3 separate regions of the Homo sapiens genome follow, and all the other regions are linked to region 1. Evidence: chromatin loops called from intact Hi-C (ENCODE). Cell type or tissue: PC-3. All regions are shown on one strand. Each heading gives the region's core, and the rest is flanking DNA. Links, peaks and the distances in the headings are about the cores only.

What was found. Hi-C counts contacts between places; a loop is a spot of excess contacts. Peaks named below come from ENCODE experiments on the same cell type or tissue, not always from the same donor. Only the 100,000 strongest peaks of a DNase experiment are listed, where the experiment ranks them.
Region 2: a loop joins it to region 1, with 4 times the contacts of the local background. A loop is called at or near these places in 14 of 110 quality-filtered maps.
Region 3: it touches region 1 in a loop (1.9-fold over the local background); 3 of 110 quality-filtered maps call a loop at or near these places.

What each region holds. Positions count from the first base shown.
Region 1 is chr6:52,879,341-52,886,147 of GRCh38, forward strand. It overlaps LOC105375091 (a long non-coding RNA gene), which reads left to right and starts at 3,325. Exons shown (of 4, transcript XR_926877.2): 1 at 3,325-3,465. It also overlaps the pseudogene GSTA10P. In PC-3, for the core only: a CTCF peak has its summit at 3,184 (motif pointing right); a DNase peak (open chromatin) is centred at 3,181; H3K4me3 peaks cover 762 bases.
Region 2 is chr6:52,974,470-52,981,276 of GRCh38, forward strand. It overlaps GSTA4 (glutathione S-transferase alpha 4), which reads right to left. Exons shown (of 7, transcript NM_001512.4): 7 at 3,484-4,123. The coding sequence ends at 4,001. Among named protein-coding and RNA genes, the nearest start is that of GSTA4, 17 kb to the right of the region's middle. RefSeq lists enhancers at 1,734-2,609, 2,003-2,062, 2,173-2,282, 2,610-3,483. In PC-3, for the core only: no CTCF peak of the experiment used is centred there; no DNase peak of the experiment used is centred there.
Region 3 is chr6:52,720,647-52,727,453 of GRCh38, forward strand. No RefSeq gene overlaps it. Among named protein-coding and RNA genes, the nearest start is that of GSTA2, 39 kb to the right of the region's middle. RefSeq lists silencers at 1,797-1,911, 3,960-4,009. In PC-3, for the core only: a CTCF peak has its summit at 3,969 (motif pointing right); DNase peaks (open chromatin) are centred at 3,965, 4,985 and 5,335; H3K4me3 peaks cover 1,046 bases; H3K27ac peaks cover 2,126 bases.

The DNA of each region.
Region 1 (6,807 bases), core at 540-5,539:
ACTGGACAGTGTGTGCAGGGTGGGTGCTGTGTTCCTCACTCTACTGCTGCTACCCTGGCTCATGTCCCTCCTCACCCTCTGACCTGGACTTCCAACCAATTCAACACTATCTCATTATCTAAGCCTACAGTTGCAAGAATATCACCTTGTCAAATTCATAAGAGAAATGAATTCAAGATGGACCTATTTCAACTCCTTCCCTCTGATGAATGTCCGCGCGTGTCCTTGGATGGGGAGGGCTGTATGGGATCCCGAACCAACCACAGCTTATTCACAGTGTTGAAAGAATGAAAGCAAGGAAAGGCCATTCTCAGGGTGCTGGGGATGGCTCCTCTAGCAAATACTCTAAGAGGTCTGGCCCTTTTAGCCTGGAGAGAGTTGACAGAACTGCTCAAGGAGCCCCACCCTTTCTACTTTAACCACTTTTTTCCCTCTCCACCACCCCAACTACCACCCTTCGCACACATAGACACGGCCTGGTATTAAAACCTGCAAGTGTACCTTCTACTAGATACCTTCCTCAGAGACACGTAGAGACTCGATCTTACCATTTCTTAACTTTTCCAAATCTTCTGCAGATTCTAGAAATTTCTCTTCAAACCGAAAGCAGAATCAGTGAATGGGCTCCTGATAGGTCATTCCATAGCATTATAGACTTTTAACCTTGAATGGCTACTGTCTGATACATAATTTGGAGAATATAAGATTTCTGAGTTTGGCAGTGCACACAGAGGGGTCTGGTCATGGCCACTTGGAAATTTAGACTAGATTCATCAAGAGAAAAGCATGGATCACAGCACATAGCACTCAATCTTTTAGTTCACTTCATCCACACCCTGATCTCTCCCATGTCCATGATTAGGTCATGATTTGGGAGGGGATGTCACTGGCGTTAAGGTATCAAGCAGTTCTTCTAGTTATGTTGTTGTCGTATCATAGGAAAGCATGTGTCTCCAGGTGAGATCAGACCGCAGGCTTTGTGTCCCTAGTGTGGGGTATGCAATGGGCTAATGACCAAAAAAGATTCTTCCACCGAGGAACCTCTGCTGTAATTTATATCACCCCACTTGTTAGGAGCCCTACTGTGCATGAGATAGGTCCTGCTATTGCACAGCTTTAACTCTTGCAACGATAATTTCCCCTCCTGGAGTAAATGGAACATGACAGAGTAGAATTCTCAATTTGAGGAAGGAATTAGGGTCCCCAGACTAATGTTATTTTTAATAAAAATCTGTGGTTTATGATATGGCTGTGTGGGTTTAATATCACTATTTTCAAGTCCTGGCTTCTTGATTTTGGACACATTGTTGAATCTCTCTGTGTCTCAGTATCCTAACCTGTGAAATGGATATACTTATGAAGCTTTTTTTAAAGATTGGTATGAAAGGCCGGGCGCAGTGGCTCACGCCTGTAATCCCAGCACTTTGGTAGGCCGAGGCAGGCGGATCCTCTAAGGTCGGGAGTTCAAGACCAGCCTGTCCAACATGGAGAAACCCCATCTCTACTAAAAATACAAAAATTAGCCAGGTGTGGTGGCGCATGCCTGTAATCCCAGCTACTCAGGAAGCTGAGACAGGAGAATGGCTTGAACCTGGGAGGTGGAGGTTGCGGTGAGCCAAGATTGCACCACTACACTCCAGCCTGGGAGACAGGGTGAGACTCTGCCTCAACAAAAAAAAAAAAAAAAAAAAAAAAAAAAAAAGATTGGTATGAAAATTAAATTTCAAAGTCATGCAAAGCACTTGGAAAAGTAGCAGGTATATAATAAATGCTCGTTAAATATATGTTTTGGGACTCTGAGAGATGGCTGCTATTTCATAGCATCCTTTTCAAAAAATTTAAATCAATCTAAAATCACTGAATGTATAGTCTCTTGTTGACCTATATCCAGTAATTTAAACTTTGAAATAAATTACACCTTGTCCTGAGAGTAGTTGGAATGGCAGCCAGCAAGGTTGTCTAAATCTGATCAGAAACTCTGAGTAGATGCAGGTATTTAATATAAATATGAAAATCAGTTATTACATAATGATGCAGTTGACTTAATAGGCAGAATCTATAAAAATAAAAGTTAAAGCAGACTCTTACAAAGATTTTCAGGATTTCACTGTTAATATGATCTGGTTCCAATCTTGGCTCTGCCTCATAATAGCTGTGTGATCTGGGAATCATCACTTAACGTCTTTAAGCATTAGTTCCCTCATCTGCAAAATGGGCATAGAACATTTTCTTAACAGAATGTTTTAATGTTTTCAAAATGCATCATACAGGGCCTGACCCACATAAATCAAGTAATAAACAGTAGCGGTGTTTGCAGTGGCTAAGTATACTTTAATAGAGTTCTTTATAGTCAAATGTCAGGAATTTGGGGGTTTCTAGCTTGCTCCATGGAACAGAGTTTGTTGTGGATCTATGATCACACAGGACCAGGATCTAGAGATCATGGTTGGGGGGTGGGGGAGGCGGGGGCAGGAAGGGTGTGCCAGAAATTAATACTGTGTCCGGTTCAGGACAAACCTAAGGAACGGTGTGTGGTCCTGGCAGGAGGGTGACCGAGGTGGTGGGACTGGCAAGTGGGATGTGCTTGTGAGGCTGAGGACTTGGTTGTGATCATCAGCCTTAGGGCACTGAGACCCCAGAAGCCTGAGCAAGGTCTGCAGTCAGCCCTGCCCCCGCCTTCAGTCAGGCTGGATGGAGGCCAGGGAGCCTGGGTTCCTCCCAGCCTTGCCCCTCCCTCCCTCCTGCTGAACTCTTCCTACCCGGGCTCTGAACACATCCCTGAGCTGCAGAGCTGACGTCTGGGTGACAGTGAAACGGGGTATTCATTTGTACCAAAACAAACAAACAAACAAACAAAACCTGGAATGACGGTGTGTGGATTTCTTGTGTGCTTATTCGTAGGATTGAGAAAGGGTGAGGCTAAGGTCCCGAGCCTTCGTGAAGCAATGGAGAAAGTGCCGTCCCAAGGCTCAGTTCCACACGGCGCTGTGAGGCTGAAGGGGCTCACTGGAAGTTCCCCTCACAGGACGCCACCTCACCTGAAACCCTCTTTTTCTGCTACCATCCAAGGGACAAGATCTCCTGAGTTGTCGAAGACTCACTCCGGAAGAAAACCCTCTCAGGCAGTTACTGAGGGACTGTGGTCTGGACTAGAACGTGTTTTTCTCAGTGACACCTCTAGAGGGCAGCACTCAACGGAGTCCCACAGACACCTCCCTGCATTTCCTCCTCAGACACTGGGTGGATGATATGGTAACACTGGGGAATGCTTGGGTGTTCTCCTGGAAGCTCCTTATTTTAATCACCTGTTTACTTGTCTCCATTCTTATAGATATGTAGGCTACCCGAGGGCAGAGACTGAGTCTGTCTTGTTCACTGTCTACCTCCAGAACCTCACACAGAATCTGGCACTTAGTAGGTGCACAACAAAATAATCATTGAATTAGTATACTGAGTCTTTAACAGGTGAGTACGCAGTTCCACTTTACATTCACTTTCTAATATTATGCCTTTTTATCCTCTTATTGTATAAATTTCTAACATGTATAAAAATAACACAAAAGTATAATGACCTTTCTTGTATTCCTCATATAGAATCAATAATTACCAATATTAGGGAAAAGAGTGAAACGCTGTAAAATATTTGAAGAGATTTATTCTGAGCCAAATGTGAGTGACCAATGGCCTGTGATACAGCCCTCAGGAGATTCTGGGAACGTGTGCTTAAGGTGGTTGGGATATAGTTTAATTTTAGGGAGACATGAGACATCAATCAAATATATAGAGATGTACATTTGTTCAGTCCAGAAAGGCAGGACAACTGGAAGTGTGGACTTCCAGATTTTGTGTAGATTATAAAATTTTCCAATTGGCAGTTGATTGAAAGAGTTATGATCTAAAGACCTGGGTGCAGGGAAAAGAAAGAGAGATCAGACTGTTACTGTGTCTATGTAGAAAGGGAAGACATAAGAGACTCCATTTTGAAAAAGACCTGTACTTTAAACAATTGCTTGCTGAGATGTTGTTAATTTGTAGCTTTGCCCCAGACACTTTGACCCAACCTGGAGCTCACAAAAACATGTGTTGTATGAAATCAAGGTTTAAGGGATCCAGGGCTGTGCAGGATGTGCCTTGTTAACAAAATGTTTACAAGCAGTATAGTTGGTAAAAGTCATCGCCATTCTCTAGTCTCAATAAACCAGAGGCACAATGTACTGTGGAAAGCCGCAGGGACCTCTGCCCTTGAAAGCGGGGTATTGTCCAAGGTTTCTCCCCACGTGATAGTCTGAAATATGGCCTCGTGGGATGAGAAAGACCTGACCGTCCCCCAGCCCGACACCCGTAAAGGGTCTGTGCTGAGGTGGATCAGTAAAAGAGGAAAGCCTCTTGCAGTTGAGATAGAGGAAGGCCACTGTCTCCTGCCTGCCCCTGGGAACTGAATGTCTCCGTATAAAACCCGATTGTACATTTGTTCAATTCTGAGATAGGAGAAAAACCGCCCTATGGTGGGAGGCAAGACATGTTTGCAGTAATGCTGCTTTGTTATTCTTTACTCCACTGAGATGTTTGGGTGGAGAGAAACATAAATCTGGCTTACGTGCACGTCCAGTCATAGTACCTTCCCTTGAACTTAATTATGACATAGATTCTTTTGCTCACATGTTTTTTGCTGACCTTCTCCTTATTATCACCCTGCTCTCCTGCTACATTCCTTTTTTGCTGAAATAATGAAAATAATAATCAATAAAAACTGAGGGAACTCAGAGGCCGGTGCCGGTGCAGGTCCTTGGTGTGCTGAGTGCCGGTCCCCTGGGCCCACTGTCGTTTCTCTATACTTTGTCTCTGTGTCTTATTTCTTTTCTCAGTCTCTCGTCCCACCCGACTAGAAATACCCACAGGTGTGGAGGAGCAGGCCACCCCTTCACCTGGGATCAATAGAAAGGAATATCTGGGTTAGGGTAATAAGGGGGTGTGGAGACCAAAGTTTTATCATGCAGATGAAGCATCCAGGTAGCAGGCTTCAGAGAAAATAAATTGTATTAGGTTGGTACAAAAGTAATTGTGGTTTTTGCCATTGAAAGTAATGTTTCTTATCAGACTTAGAGTCTGTTCTATCAGTAATTCCAAAAGAGAGGAGGGCATGTCCAACTTCCCACTTCCCATCATGGCCTAAATTGGTTTTTCAGGTTAGCTTAGTAATGCCCTTGCTGAGAAGAGGGTCCATTCAGATGGTCGGGGCTGGGTAAGAGGCTTAGAATTTTATATTTGGTTTATACCAGCTAAAGCCAATGTGTTTTCATCTACATGCCCACCCACTTTCTTCTTGTAATAATGTGAGGAAATCCCAGATATCATATATTTTATTCTTAGATACCTCAATGTGTTTCCCTAAAACAGAAGAACGATTTTAAATATAGCCATAGTACATTATCACACATGAAACATTAACAATAATTTTTTCATGACATCAAATATTCAATCAATATGTATGCTTCTAACTGTTATACAAATGCCATAAATTATTTTTTAGAGTTTGTTTAAATCCAAGTTCAGTTAAAGTCCACACATTCTGATTAGTTTGTTTCTTAAATGTACCTTAATGTTTATGCCCTTAGATGAGAAGATATTTTAACAATTTATTAGATCAAATTCATCATCTCTTTCTTAATAACTGCCAATTTTCTTTAAGGTACAACACTTGACAAGTCATTTAGTAAGAAACATCTCATAGTTTCTGAGGGAAAAGTATCTGGTAAGGTCAATTTTAGATCCAACTTAAGATGACCTCTCAGGACCTACCCGTACTCCAGATGCAGCTAGGAGCGACTGGATGGACTCCATTCTGCCCTGTCCATTGTGGTAGTAGAGCTTGGGTTTCCCACCATGATAGCAGACTCCTGGAGTTTTCTCTAAGCATGAATGAAAGAATGAATGAATGAACAAATAATTGAAGCCATAGAATCAAAAATGTTCATTAGGATGTATTGTTGAAAACCACCAACAATACTGAAGAAGAATCTGCCTTCTTCATGACTGGGTTGGAGGAGTTCCTGGAATGTTTTCTTGGCCCAAATTGTTATCCATCGGTGGCCACCCTCAGATTCTAGCAAACCAGTCTCACGTGCCCATTGGTTAAATGTAACCATTCTCGCCATGTTAAGAAGTGAGAGTTTGTGGTAATAATGCACATATGGAAGGTAGTGGGAAGAGGAAGAATTCAAGAACCAATATTTATTAAAAACATCCTGGTGACACTTCCCCAATGCTAGTCCCTTTTAATATGTTATATCTTTAATCCTCCAAAGTCCCATGAAATGACTATTATTATTATTATTTTATTTTTATTTATTTTTTTGAGATGGAGTCTCGCCCTGTCACCCAGGCTGTGGTAGCACAATCTCAGCTCACAGCAAGCTCTGCCTCCTGGGTTCAAGCCATTCTCCTGCCTCACCCTCCCAAGTAGCTGGGACTATAGGCACCCGCCACCACGCCCAGCTAATTTTTTGTATTTTTAGTAGAGATGGGGTTTCACCATGTTAGCCAGGATGGTCTCGATCTCATGACCTACTGATCCGCCCGCCTCGGCCTCCCAAAGTGCTGGGATTACAGGCATGAGCCACTGTGCTCGGCCGAAATGCCTATTATTATCTCCATTTTTTGGTTAATGAAATGGAACATCAGAGAAGTGAAATGCAATGTCCACAATCACACTCTAGGTGGTGATGAACATGAAAATCCACACCCAAGACTAAAATGAAGGCAGGCCTGGAACCCACCTAGGTGAAGGCCCTGGGAATCCAGTAAGTG
Region 2 (6,807 bases), core at 1,105-6,104, 96 kb after region 1:
ATAAGAGGATAAGAAAGGGGTTATGTGGGGGCTGGGCGCAGTGGCTCACTCCTGTAATCCCAGCACTTTGTGAGACTGAGGCGGGCAGATCACTTGAGATCAGGAGTTCAAGACCAGCCTGGCCAACTTGGTGAAACCCCGTGCCTACTTAAAATACAAAATTGGCTAGGCGTGGTGGTGCATGCCTGTAATTCCAGTTACTCAGGAGACTGAGACACAAGAATGGCTTGAACCTGGGAGGCGGAGGTTGCAGTGAGCCAAGATCGCACCATTGCACTCCAGTTTGGGTGACAGAGTGAGACTCTATCTCAAAAAGAGAGAGAGAGAGAGAGGTATATTGGTGTATGGGGATGGGGGGCGGGGAAGCTCTGTAGATCTTATGGTCAGAAAAGGATCCCCTCACGTGGGGATATTAACACTAAAGGAATAAGAGCCTGCCATGCAATGTTCTGAGGCTTGTTATTTGGGTTAAAGGAATAAAATGCACATTCAGCCATGAGGGAACAACAGCAAATACAAAAGCCCCTACTGGTTATTGTCTGTTGCAGCCCCTGTCCCGAGGGATTCACTTTCTGCTCTGTTCCATCCCCTAGGGAGGTTGGCCCCTGCAGAACTGCTTCGGCCAGGTGAGGACAGGAGGAGAGTCAGAGTCAAGTGTTTCTTCAAGCACTCAATCTGCCAAAACCTCTCTGAAAGTGTGGCTTTATTCTGGGTCCCTTGGCACTTCTGTCCTAGACACCAGGGTCCCAAGCTGTCCATTTTTCCTCTTTTGTTCCTGACACTGAAGCCTCTGCAACTGCCCCATTTAGGCATGGCTGTGCACTTTAACCCCGTTGGTTCACGTGTCGTGGCTTTTACTCAGTGAACCTCTTGTCTTCCTTCTGCTCTTTCTTGCACCCTGTCTCACTCATGCTGACTTTGGGTTTAGCCTTGAATGCTCAGCATGTTGATATTTTTTGAGGATAAACGATCCTGTCCCTGACTTCCTACTCTATTATCAAAGTCTCATAACTCATGAAAATTGTGGGGGGTAATGGTGATGGTGGTGGTTGGAGGTTTGAGACTAAAGGGTGGGAGCCTGCACCAAAAAAGGAAATGATGAAACTGGGGTAATGCCACCTGAGGCAGAACAGGGTAGGAGGGTGCTGGTTTCCAATATGGAAAGCGAATTGCACAATTTAAGGTCATGCAACCATGAACACGAGAAACATGGGAACCTCTTTTTGTTGGAGAGGGCCTGGTCTCTTGTTTTTATTTCTCTAATCCTTTAATTCAATGCAGAAGCCAAACTTCCTCCCTGGTTTTTTCCTCAAAGAACCAGATTCAGGGGCCCTCTTGTGTCTAAGAGAATTAAAACCCAAGCAGCAAGTACTTGCAAAATGGTTTAAGGTCTATATAGCCAGCCCTTGATTAAAAGTATCAGGCAGTGGCACTGGGTAGTAAAAATAGCAACACAGTAATATAAACTAGCCCAAATTTGCTGCCATCCCACAAAACTCAGTACAGGTTGAGTATCCCTTATCCGAAATGCTTGGGACCAGAAGTGTTTCTGACTTCAGAACATTTTTGGACTTTGGAATATTTGCATTATATTTACTGGCTGAGTATCCCAAACCAAAAAATCCCAAATCCAAAATACTCCAATGAAGATTTCCTTTGAGCTCCATGTCGGCACTCAGTTTCGGATTTTAAAGCATTTTGAATTTCTGAGCATTTCGGATTTCAGATTTGGGCTGCTCCACCTGTAATACAGACCCCTGAGGATTGTCAAGTCAACTGTTTGTTCTCATGTATAGTCTCTAAATGTGTGTAAAATGTTTATCTTCCCTGAAGAGTTTAGAGGGAAGTTTGAGGGGAACCACCCTTAGGTTGGATGATTCATGATTCATTCGAAGGACAATACCCATGGTGTATTGTCAACTGGAGAAGTTTACCCAAGCCTTGGAGCCTAGGTTTTTTACTGGGGGGTCCATCAGGTAGGCCTGGCTGACTGCCCAACAGGTGATCTGTTTTCACTCCCTCCAGAGTTGAGCTGATACCACGTGAACCAGAGCTCTCACCCAGTATCACATTGCTGGTGTGGCTCAAAGCTCTCACCCTAAATCACATTGTTACTAGCTGGGTGGCCCAAGACCCCCAGGCAAACAAAGACACTCCTGTCAGGTCTAGCATTCAAAGGACTTAGAGACTGCCTTCCAGAAGCAAAGGCCACACCTCTGTTGGGGCAGGGTGAAAGTCTTTACTACACACTTCCCATTTTCTTTTTTTATTATTGGCTACTGCACTCAGGGGCCTGGCCAGGGCTGGGCCTCTTTCTCAGAACAGCAGCCTAGGTCAGCACTGTTCCTCAGGCCTGCCTCGGGGCTGCCCCTGCCACCAGGCTTTTGCTCTTGCAGGAATTTTAAATATCAGGGTGATAACAGAGTGCTCACATTATGTAAATATGAAGGCAAATCACTGCCTTGATGTTTGCGCTTGATTTTCCTCTGACGAAAACAGTATTGATTGCATCAGACAATGATCACCTCCCACTTGTCTTTTCTTCTTTTGTTTCCACTGAGCAAAAAATCCCTTCTGTAGCGAGATAAATGAGTGAGACTCTCATCAAAAACTTGCCTTTCCTTAGTTTTAAAATTTCTGAGTAGTAGATACTCCAAAAGCGGCAATTCTTTCCTTTTTAAAATTACTTCTGCTGTTTACATGTGTGTCTCCCCCTACCCTATGCTGAATTCTTCTAAAGCAGGGGCTTTGCTCTACGATTCTGCCTCCTGGCAGTCTGCCTGGCATGTAATAGGTGCTTGATTAGTATTTTTTTTTTTTTTTTGAGATAAGGTCTCAATCTGTCGCCCAGGCTGGAGTGCAGTGGCATGATCTCAGCTCACTGCAGCCTCCGCCTCCCAGGTTCAAGCAATTCTCCCACCTCAGGCTCCCAAGTAGCTGGGATTACAGGGGTGCGCCACCACGCCGAGCTACTTTTTGCAGTTTTAGTAGAGATGAGGTTTCACCATTTTGGCCAGGCTGGTCTCAAACTCCTGACCTCAGGTGATCTACAACTCCTGACCTCAGGTGATCTACCCACCTTGGCCTCCTAAAGTGCTGGGAGACCCTGAGCCCAGTTGATGCTTGATGAGTATTTGAGACGTGAATCAACACCAGTTTAACAGCAGCATTATATTAACAGACCATACTTTTAGTTCTGAAATGCAAAAAATTAGAAGCCTACAAATAACCATTTTGGGTAGTAAGAAGATAAAAATAATATATATTTGCATTTTCTTATACATGTGTCAGATGTAACTGGAAGGGTACACAAATAGTAACTGCATTTGCCTGTGAGAAGCAGGATTCGGTTGCGGGGAAGCAGGGTTGAAAAGACTTCCAAGACTGTAGACCCTTTTATACTTTTTTGATTTTTGAACCGTGCAAATGTATTCTATATTTGAAAAAAACTAATTAAAAAATTCTCACAACAAGACAATGAGCAATGACTCATAAATTCTTTATTTTGGCTAATACTGATTGCATTCATTACTACCATTTTATTTATTACAGCTCAGAGGAGAGTCATTTACTAGACATTCGGTTGTTATTAAACACTAAAAATTAGGCAGAGACTGGAGGGGATAAGGATAAGAGAACAGGATAAGGAGAGCAGAAAGACGCTCAGGAGAGTAGAAAGACACTCAGGAGAGAACAAGAGATCCTGCCCATTCTTATTATGAGGATGAACTGGCTACAGGACATGAGTAGCCCAATCAGATCTAACTTAAATACCAGCCTCTCCAAAAAAGTTTTCCAATAAAGATCCCCTAACAATTATTTACTGGACAAAAAAGGTTGATATTTCTAGAAGAGATGATCTCGTTGACACAAAAGACCCAACTTAGGACCCAACTTAATACATAGATAGCACCATGACAGAGCTGGGATCCATTAAGACATGACTGTAGACAATACCATCTCTAGGAACACACTGTCACTCACACATGGATGTGTTGTTTTATGGCCTAAAGATGTTGTAGACGGTTCTCACATAAATTTCATCAGGGGGAGGCTTCTTCTTGCTGCCAGGTTCAAGGAATCTCTTAATTGTAGGGATATTACTTAGTTTCACTGTGTATTCCTGAAAAAGGAAAACCAAAACTTTAAGGCTAACAAAAAAGGTATTAGATACTACGAAGATATGGTTATGCAAAATGGCCCACCAAAATTTGTTCAATAAATACTTGTTGAAGAGTTCCAAGCAGAAATGAAATTTAGCATTTGTTTAGCAGGGGTGTCCAATCTTTTGGCTTCACTGGGCCACACATAAAATACACTAACACTAAAGGTAGCTAATGAGCTGAAAAAAAAACCTCAAAATATCTCATAATGTTATAAGAAAGTTTATGAATTTATGTTAGGCCACATTCAAAGTTGTCCTGAGCCACATGCAGCCCGCGGGCTGTGGGTTGGACAAGGCTAGGTTAAGATCTGATCTCTATGATTATTTACAATCTCTGTCATCAATCACCGGTATCAAGATCAGAGTTTACACAAATCTCCAGGTTCACAAAAAGGTAAGCACTCTTTACAGAAATGGCAAAAGTAAAAACATACTCAAAATAGAATTATGACACTTAAGGTGAAAAAAAAGGAAGGGGAAAACTCACTGAAAACACCTCCAGTGTATTGTTTTGTATTGTTTTTTAACAGTAGTCAATTTGAAGCAGTGGGAGTGGGGAAGGAACAAAGAAATCTGTAACTGGTTGTGATCAATTAGCTGTAAACACCACTCGGACTAGCCACCTGAAGTGCACTGATCTGCTGGGAGAAAATGCATGAGCCACTTAAGTAAAGGTGCTTTAAAAAGTCACTAGATGGTACAATTTATATCTTAAGATTCAGCTTCTTCAGAGTTTTTACTCCTATCAGTAAGTGAATCCTCTTTCTGGCTATGTGCAGGAAATAGCCAGTTGCATTTTTTTCATAGCCTCTGGCTCAGATACCAGATATTTATATAAACTGGAATGGAAGAAAAACATTGTATTTTTCATTCACAGAATCAAATCTTACCAATTCTCAGTAACTGAGAAGAAAAGCCCATTTGATCTAATGAAAAATCTGAACTATATGAAGAAGCATATGCTCATCATATATAATTATTCTAATAAAACCTTTTAAAGATATTTAAATAAAACCATTTATTTAAAAGTGAAGAGGTCATTTTAAATAGCTACTATTTATTAATTGCCTATTATGTGCAAGGCACAGCCTTAATTAAGCACACACACAAACATACATACGTCACTAATAGTAACAAAAACCCTAATAATGATGCCAATTAATTATATATAAATATGACAATTTTCTCTTTTCATTACGTACTTAAGCTCTACTTGTATGATTTTAAATATTATACCAAAATTTAGAATCTTGTTCCAAATGATGTATTGTTTCAAGATTTATCTGGGGTTCATAGTTATCAAAGTATAGTAAAATTTTTGTGACTTTTTAAATCCATTAATCAACACAGGAATAACCCTTTAAATTCAACACAGATCTGGTGTCCGATTCTGAAGTTTTAAAATATTGATGCTCAATCTGATCACAGATTAAAACTGTATTTACGCAGATAATGCTTGGGGCTTAAAAAAGGGTTGTTATTATAGTATCATCAATGTAAAATACCAATAGGTCCTGGTGCTACAGTTTACCAAAAAACCTTGATCTCTATCATTTACCCTAGACTTTTAAAATCTTTTGTGTCCATTCAATGAAAAGTACTTTACTGCCTGTGAGGTGTGTGTCTATGTGTACACAAGCATGTATATATATGCATGCCTGGAAAGATTTCACTTTGTTTTTTTTTTTGAGACACAGTTTTGCTCTGTCACCCAGGCTGCAGTGCAGTGGCATGATCTCGGCTCACTGCAACCTCCACCTCCCCAGTTCAAGTGATTCTCCTGCCTCAGCCTCCGAGTAGCTGGGATTACAGGCACATGCCACCATGCTCAGCTAATTGTTTTATTTTTAGTAGAGATGGGGTTTCACCATGTTGGCCAGACTGGTCTTGAACTCCTGACCTTAAGTGATCCACCCACTTCAGCCACCCAAAGTGCTGGGATTACAGGTGTGAGCCACTGCGCCCGGCCTAGATTTCACCTTTAATAAGCTTAGCATTCTACCTACTTCTGGGTTCAGCATCCCACCTATTTGGGGCCAAAGGTACTTCTAGTACTTCTAAATGTGTTTCTCAGAAACCACACAGTCTAGTGGAAAGAGTACAGACTTAGATCCCTGACTCCCCTGTGGCTCCCAACTCAGTCATCCACAGTCTTGCAACTATGCAGAATGTAATGTTTCCAAGCTGGTAATTTTCATCTGTAAAATGGAGATAGTGAAGCCCATCTCCTAGGGTTATTGGGGTGGGGTTGACGGGACAGATGAGCAAATGCATGTAAGTGCCTAGCAGACTGACTGGAATGAAGCTGGCACTCAACAAGTTGCAGATCCCTTCCTCTAATTTCCCTTCTCTGCTAAACAAGTAACTTTTTTAACAGTGCAAAAGAATACTTCAGGTGAAAAGTATCCTAAGTTCTGAATGAATAAAATCAAATTAAGGAAAGTCAATCTCTGTGTCTGCAAAAGTAAATGAAAAAAAAATTGAAAAAAAAATATAAACTATAACATAAATGATATGGTGGTTTATTGCCTTGTTGAAGATTTTTATTCTCATTTTCTGGGTGTACTTATTGAACTGGTGGTAATTGCTCTCATTAGTATATCAAAATATTTAATAGACTTGGCAAAAAATTGTTTTAAGTA
Region 3 (6,807 bases), core at 1,067-6,066, 160 kb before region 1:
GAGTCATCTACCACCTCCCACCCCCCTCCTCAAGCCACACCTCTGCCCTCTACTCTTCAGCCAAGCTCCAGGGGCTTGGGGTACACAGAGACACTGAGTACTTTCTCTCTTCAAACCTGTGAAAATGCTGGTTCCTTTGCCCCAAAACCTCCCTTCCATCTCTTTGCATACTTAGTTTTCTCTCAATTTTTATGTTTCCCTCACCATCCATCTAAAGTAAAGCTCTCCCCAACTACTCTCTATTATAGTCTGATATGGTTTAGCTCTGTCCCCACCCAAATCTTAAATTGTAGCTCCCATAATTCCCACATGTTGTGGGAAGGACCCGCTGGGAGATAACTGAATCACGGGAGCATTTTTCTCATACTGTTCTCGTGGTAGTGAATACGTCTCACGAAATCTGATGGTTTTATAAAGGGAAACCCCTTTCACTTGGTTCCCATTCTCTCTTGACTGCTGCAGCGTAAGACATGCCTTTAGCCTTCCTCCCTGATTGTGAGGCCTTCCCAGGCATGTGGAACTGTGAGTCTATTAAACCTTTTTCCTCTATAAATTATCCAGGCTTGGGTGTGTCTTTTAATTAGCAGCCTGAGAACAGTCTAATACATAGTCCCTGCTTAATTTTCTTCACATCCCAATCATAGGCTATAATTATTGAGATATTTATCACTCTTTCTTTTTTGTTTGTAGTCTGTCTCCTCCCACTACAATGTGAATTCCTTGAGGTCAAAGGCCTTTGTCCCATCTTGTTCAGCACTGTATCTCTGTCCTAGTGCAACATTTTATAGATTAGAACTAAAAAAATTATTTGCTGAATCAATGGATAAATGGAAAAGGCTCTTGCTAGTGATTCTGAAGACCTGGGTTCTAGGCTGATTCTACCATTGATCAGCTTTGTGTCCTTAGATAAATCTCAACCTCTCTGAACCCCAGTGCTTTCATCTGTAAACTAAAGGGGAGAACTAGAGGTGTTGAGTTTTGATGCTTGATTCTTCCTTCTTTGTTTCCTTACAATACCAGAACAACCAGTATTGAGGGCAACCTTAGAAGAAAGCATGCATGGGTCTTGAGGTAGAACAATAGGCTGAGGATGTATAATAACAGAATTTTAACCAGCTTCAGTGCATCCTCATCTCAGATGCATGAGTCCTGGCTTTCACCTACAATACGTAATAGCCACCTTCCTACTGTGTGAGAGCTGCTTCTCCACCACTACTGCCATCCTCTTCCATATCTTCCCCAATATTAGAATGACAAAACTATCACTTGAGGACGTGGGAGCAGCATGGAAAGAAACACAGATCTACAAAGACCCCTTGTTGGAATGTCCAGTATTTGTGAAGGTGTCATGATGGAGAAGAAGTTGATACAGACTGGCAGAGAGCAGTGGGGAGAACATTTCAAGATAAGGAGTGGAGTGCAATGAGTGGAATAGTGGTCATGCCATTCTGGAGGCACATCCAAGTTGCCCTGCTAAATACTGTGTTCACTACCCAATGTCAGCCTCGGTAATCTTTTCATAGCTTTCTTCACAGGACTGTGCTATGGAGGCAGGAGGGCTGTCCTTAATAACTTGTTATTTATTTCAAGAAAATCCTGGCCTTTTGACATGAAGCAGGACTGGGTGGGATCCATGTGACAACATGTTGGCAAAGAAGATATATAAATCATGAAACTAAGAAAAAATGAGCCACAGGAAAATCTGAGCACTAGTGCTTGGTGAAGGGTGGGAGACTGCGGCAGAAAGTTGCTGATGGAAAGGGAGCTTGGCCTGGTATTTGCAGTATAAAAGTTAAAGATAGACTGAGAAAAGACCTTGAAACTCATAGAACTAAGATGATTAGTTCATTGATTAAGAAATTAAAATTTGGCCGGGCGTGGTGGCTCATGCTTACAATCCCAGTACTTTGGGAGGCTGAGGCTGGAGGATCACGAGGTCAGGAGATCGAGACCATCCTGGCTAACACGGTGAAACCCCGTCTCTACTAAAAATACAAAAAATTAGCCGGGCGTGGTAGCGGGCGCCTGTAGTCCCAGGTACCCGGGAGGCTGAGGCAGGAGAGTGGCGAGAACCTGGGAGGCGGAGCTTGCAGTGAGCCGAGATTGTGCCACTGCACTCCAGCCTGGGCGACAGAGCGAGACTCCATCTCAAAGGAAAAAAAAAAAAGAATTTAAAATTCAAGACTTTGAGAGAGGAAGTAGAGCTAGAATGCAGACTACTCAAGTTTTGGACGTGAAAAGAAAGAAGGAAATAGCAAAAGGGAAAACTAGCCAAGGATAAAGAACTTTAAAAATTTGTTGTGGAGTGTTTCTTGGTTTCTTCTGAGGAGTGTGGGTGCATGGCTAAGAAGGTTAGGACAGTGGAGGCCTGGGCCTGTTTCTAAGCAGAAGGAAGCCTTCCAAAGGACAGAGGCAGCTGAAGAGACCAGCTGGAGAGCAGAAGGATTGTACAGCTTGCTTATGTACATAATAGATTTGTGATTGTTTATTTGCATCTATTGGTTTTATTACTGTATTAGGGGATATAATTGATACTTTAAAATATATGTGTATTTTATATAATGTATTATATGCAATATATTATATATATATGAAATATTGAGACCAGCCTGGCCAACATGGCAAAACCCCATCTCTACTAAAAATACAAAAAATTAGCTGGGCGTGGTGGTGGGCGCCTGTAATCCCAGCTACTTGGGAGGCTGAGGCAGGAGAATCACTTGAACCTGGGAGAAGGAGGTTGCAGTGAGCTGAGATCAGGCCACTGCACTCCAGTCTGGGCGACAAGAGCGAGACACTGTCTCAAAAAAAAAACAAAGTGTACAGAGTTAAGTGTACAACTGGATAAGTTTTTCAGTTTTGTTTTTGTTTTTGAGACGAGACTCGCTCTGTTGCCTCCAGGCTGGAATGCAGTGGTGTGACCTCAGCTCACTACAACCTCCACCTCCTGAGTCCAAGTGATTCTCATGCCTCAGCCTCCCAAGTAGCTGGGACTACAGGAGTGTGCCACCACACCCAGCTAATTTTTGTATTTTTAGTAGAAATGGGGTTTTACCATGTTGGCCAGGCTGGTCTTGAACTCCTGGCCTCAAGTGATCCGTCTGCTTTGGCTTCCCAAAGTGCTAGGATTACAGGAGTGAGCCACCACACCCAGCCTCAATTGGATAAGTTTTAACACACATATACACCTATGAGACTATCATCATAATCATGATACTGAACTTATTCACATCCTCATGCCCTTTGGAAATCCCTTTCTTCTGCCTGGCCCCATACCACTCATCTGCTTTTTGTCACAATGAGTTAGTTTGCATTTTCTAGAAGTTTATATAATTAGAAGCATACAGCAGGTATTTTGTTTGTTTGGTGTCTTTCACACAGCACAATTATTTCAAAATTCATCTGTGCTTTTTTATGTATTCATTCCTTTTTTTATTGCAAAGTAGTTGAATTCTTTTCCTGTGGCCACTCTAACAAATTACCACAAACTAGGTGGCTTAGACAGCAGAAATTATTCTTGCACATGTCTAGAGGCTAGAAGTCCAGAATCCAGAGGTCAGCAAAGCTGGTTCTTTCTGGAAGCTCTAAGGGAGAATCTGTTCCCAGCCTCTCTCTTGGTTTCTGGTGGCTGCCAGCAATCTTTGGTGTTTCTTGGCTTGTAGCTGCATCGTTAGATTCTGCGTCATAGAAATGGACAGTGGAAAAGGAAATACAGAGAGACTCATGGATTAAGGTGAAGAGGATGAGGGAATAAGAAAGACAAAATGGAATAAATTGGAAGGGGTTAAAAGGAAGTGAGGAGAACTTTGCACCTCTGCCTTTCAGTCAGCATTTTTTAGTTGTTCTTTTGGCAATTTACTCCAACTTGGATTTAAAATTTATGAGAAAAAAAGTCTCTGTTCCAGCAAAGGGATTGCCCAACCTACTGTGTCAGTCTAACGCTGACTCCATGACTGAGCACCAGATGGCGCACTGCCCAGAGCCAAGGGACCTCCCTGGTGGCTGTAAAGAGTTCAGTGCACAGACTCAGCCACTCTTAGGTGACTTTCCACAATTGCAAATGAAACTGAGCTCAGCCTACTCAACCTTCCCTTCCTCTTTTAGATCACTGAGAAAGTCTACTGTCCCAACCATATGCCCTTTTTCGGAGCAAAATTTCTCAAAACGGCTGCCGGTAGCTGCTGTCTCCTCTACCTCACGTCCCATTTTCTCCTCAACCCACTCCAGTCAGGCTTGTGTCCCCATCTTCTCTCCTCGGGTCAGCAGTAGCCTCCGTGGTACCAAATTCAATGTCCACTCTTCCATCCTCTTGCCGGACTGTTGGCCTCATGATGCCACACTTTCTTGGACTTCCTTCTACTTCACTGACCCCTCCTCTTCAGACGCCTTCGCTGGCTCCACCCAGCCTTCTCTTCTCCAACTGCTATCTCCCCCGAGGCGATGTCCTCAGCCCTTCTCTATCATCAGAGGTGTAACTTCCAATACTAGGTCATAAAAGACATTGTAGTTTCCCTCTTGCTTACATACTCCAGGGGAAGTTAGCTGCCATGTCCTGAGGACACTCAAGCAGTCCTACACAGAAGCAGGCATGCCAAAGAAGTGAGATGTATTGCCAACTTTCAGAGAGGAACTGAGGCCTCTGCCAACAGCCATGTGAGTGAGCCATCATGGAAACAGATCCCAGTCAAGCCCTCAGCTGACACAGCCTGTTAGTGACTTGATTGCAGCGTCCTGAGAAATGCTGATTCAGAACCACCCGGCTAAGCTGCTCCCAGATTCCTGACCTTCAGAAATTGTGTGAGATAATAAATATTTATTGCTTTAAGTCCCTAAACTTCGGGGTGAGTTGGTATATAACAATTGATAACTAATACACCCATGCTGGCCTCATCTTTCAATACTTCCTCGCCTTGCTCCCACAACACTAGTGTACCTAAAACACACCCAACTTGTTCCTGACCAACACCCTGTCTCATTGTTCCCTCTGACTAAGACCCTCGCTCACTGGATCTTCTGGTTCCTGTCATTCAGGACTTAGTCTTTCCTGGCATTCTCTGTGCCTAAAACAATTCAGGGAACAAAGTAGGTGCTCTATAAACTTTTATTGAATAGAACTATGAATAAAATACTTTAAACAGTATTTATTGGAACCATAATCCTTGAGAAGATTTTGTCAATTTCTGAGGTTAAAGTCTAATTTTTCTGCTAGGTATACTTAGCTGCCCTGTTGACTTAGAATGTTGCAACTGTATTCAAAGTTTCAAAGGACAAATATATTGAAACAGCTGCTGTGTGCAGAGGGAAGGTGAGTAAAGATTGGAGAAAGGTAGGAGGCAAGGCAGAGCAAAGTCAACACAGATTAAATTTGTGCTGACTCACAGCTGCCTCATCTAAGCAGCTCTAATTGGCAGAATGTTGCTAAAACATATTTGTTCTTCAAGAATATCCCAGAAAACTGGCAAGTCAGTATACCTAATGGCTCAAATATTGACCCAATTCCCCCAGTGCAGAGAAATTAATATCCACTTCAGTTATACACACACACACACACATATATATATAAACTCACTATTAAAATGGCGGATGGTGTAAGTATTAAATACCAAATGTTAATTACTTCTTAACAAAAATCTTCATACTTTTATGTCACAGACTACCCAGGAGTGATAGTCAGAATGTTTAACATCTGGTATGGTAAATATAATATATAAATCTGTATATATACCCAAAATTAAAAATAAATTTCCCTTTATTTTCTAGCTATGCTAAACTATATATAGCATAAAATGGATAACACTTTATAGCAAATCAGTAATAAATTATTGTCATAATGTCCAGTCATTTATAAACTGACCGTGTCTTCAGGGCTACTTAGGTTGACAGTGGATCTCTCTCTATGAAAGCCATCAGCTCCTGTTGGTGCAGACTTTTCCTGCAGCTGTGACTCTCAGTGTTTTCCTAGATCCCTGAACTGCTTTCTGCTCTTGTCTCAATGAAGGCCAGGGAAAGGAGAGCCCCAGAGTGCTTCATCATCCGTTGTAGTAGTTTAACCCTTCCCCAGTTTGTAAATAGGTGATATGGTTTGGCTGTGTCCCCACCGAATTCTCAGCTTGACTTGTAGTTCTCATAATCCGCATGTGTCATGGGAGGGACCATGTGGAGATAATTGGATCATGGGGGCAGTTTCCCCCATTCTGTTATGATAGTGAGTTAGTTCTCACAAGACCTGATGGTTTTATAAGGGGCTTCCCCATTCTCTGGGCATTCATTCTCTCCCTTGCTGCCCGTAAAGAGGTGCCTTCTACCGTGATTGTAAGTTTCCTGAGGCCTGTCCAGCCATGTGAAACTGTGAGTCAATTAAACCTCTTTCCTTTATAAATTACCTAGTCTTGGGTATTTCTTCGTAGCAGCATGAGGTCAGACTAATACAATAGGTATTTCATTAAACTTTCTTCAGCCACTCTTTTTGTTTGTTTGGTTGGTTTTTTTTGAGATGGAGTCTCGCTCTGTCACCCACGCTGGAGTGCAGTGGCACAATCTTGGTTCATTGCAACCTCCACCTCCTGGCTCAAGCGATTCTCTTGCCTCCGCCTCCAGAATAGCTGAGACTAGAGGTGTGCGGCACCATGCCGGGTAATTTTTGTATTTTTAGTAGAGACAGGGTTTTGCCTCGTTGGTCAGGCTGATCTCAAACTCCTAACCTCAACTTATTCACTCGCCTCAGCCTCCCAAAGTGCTGGGATTACAGGCATGAGCGACTGCACCTGGCCTCTTCAGCCACTCTTTTTGAGTGGTCATTTTGCCACC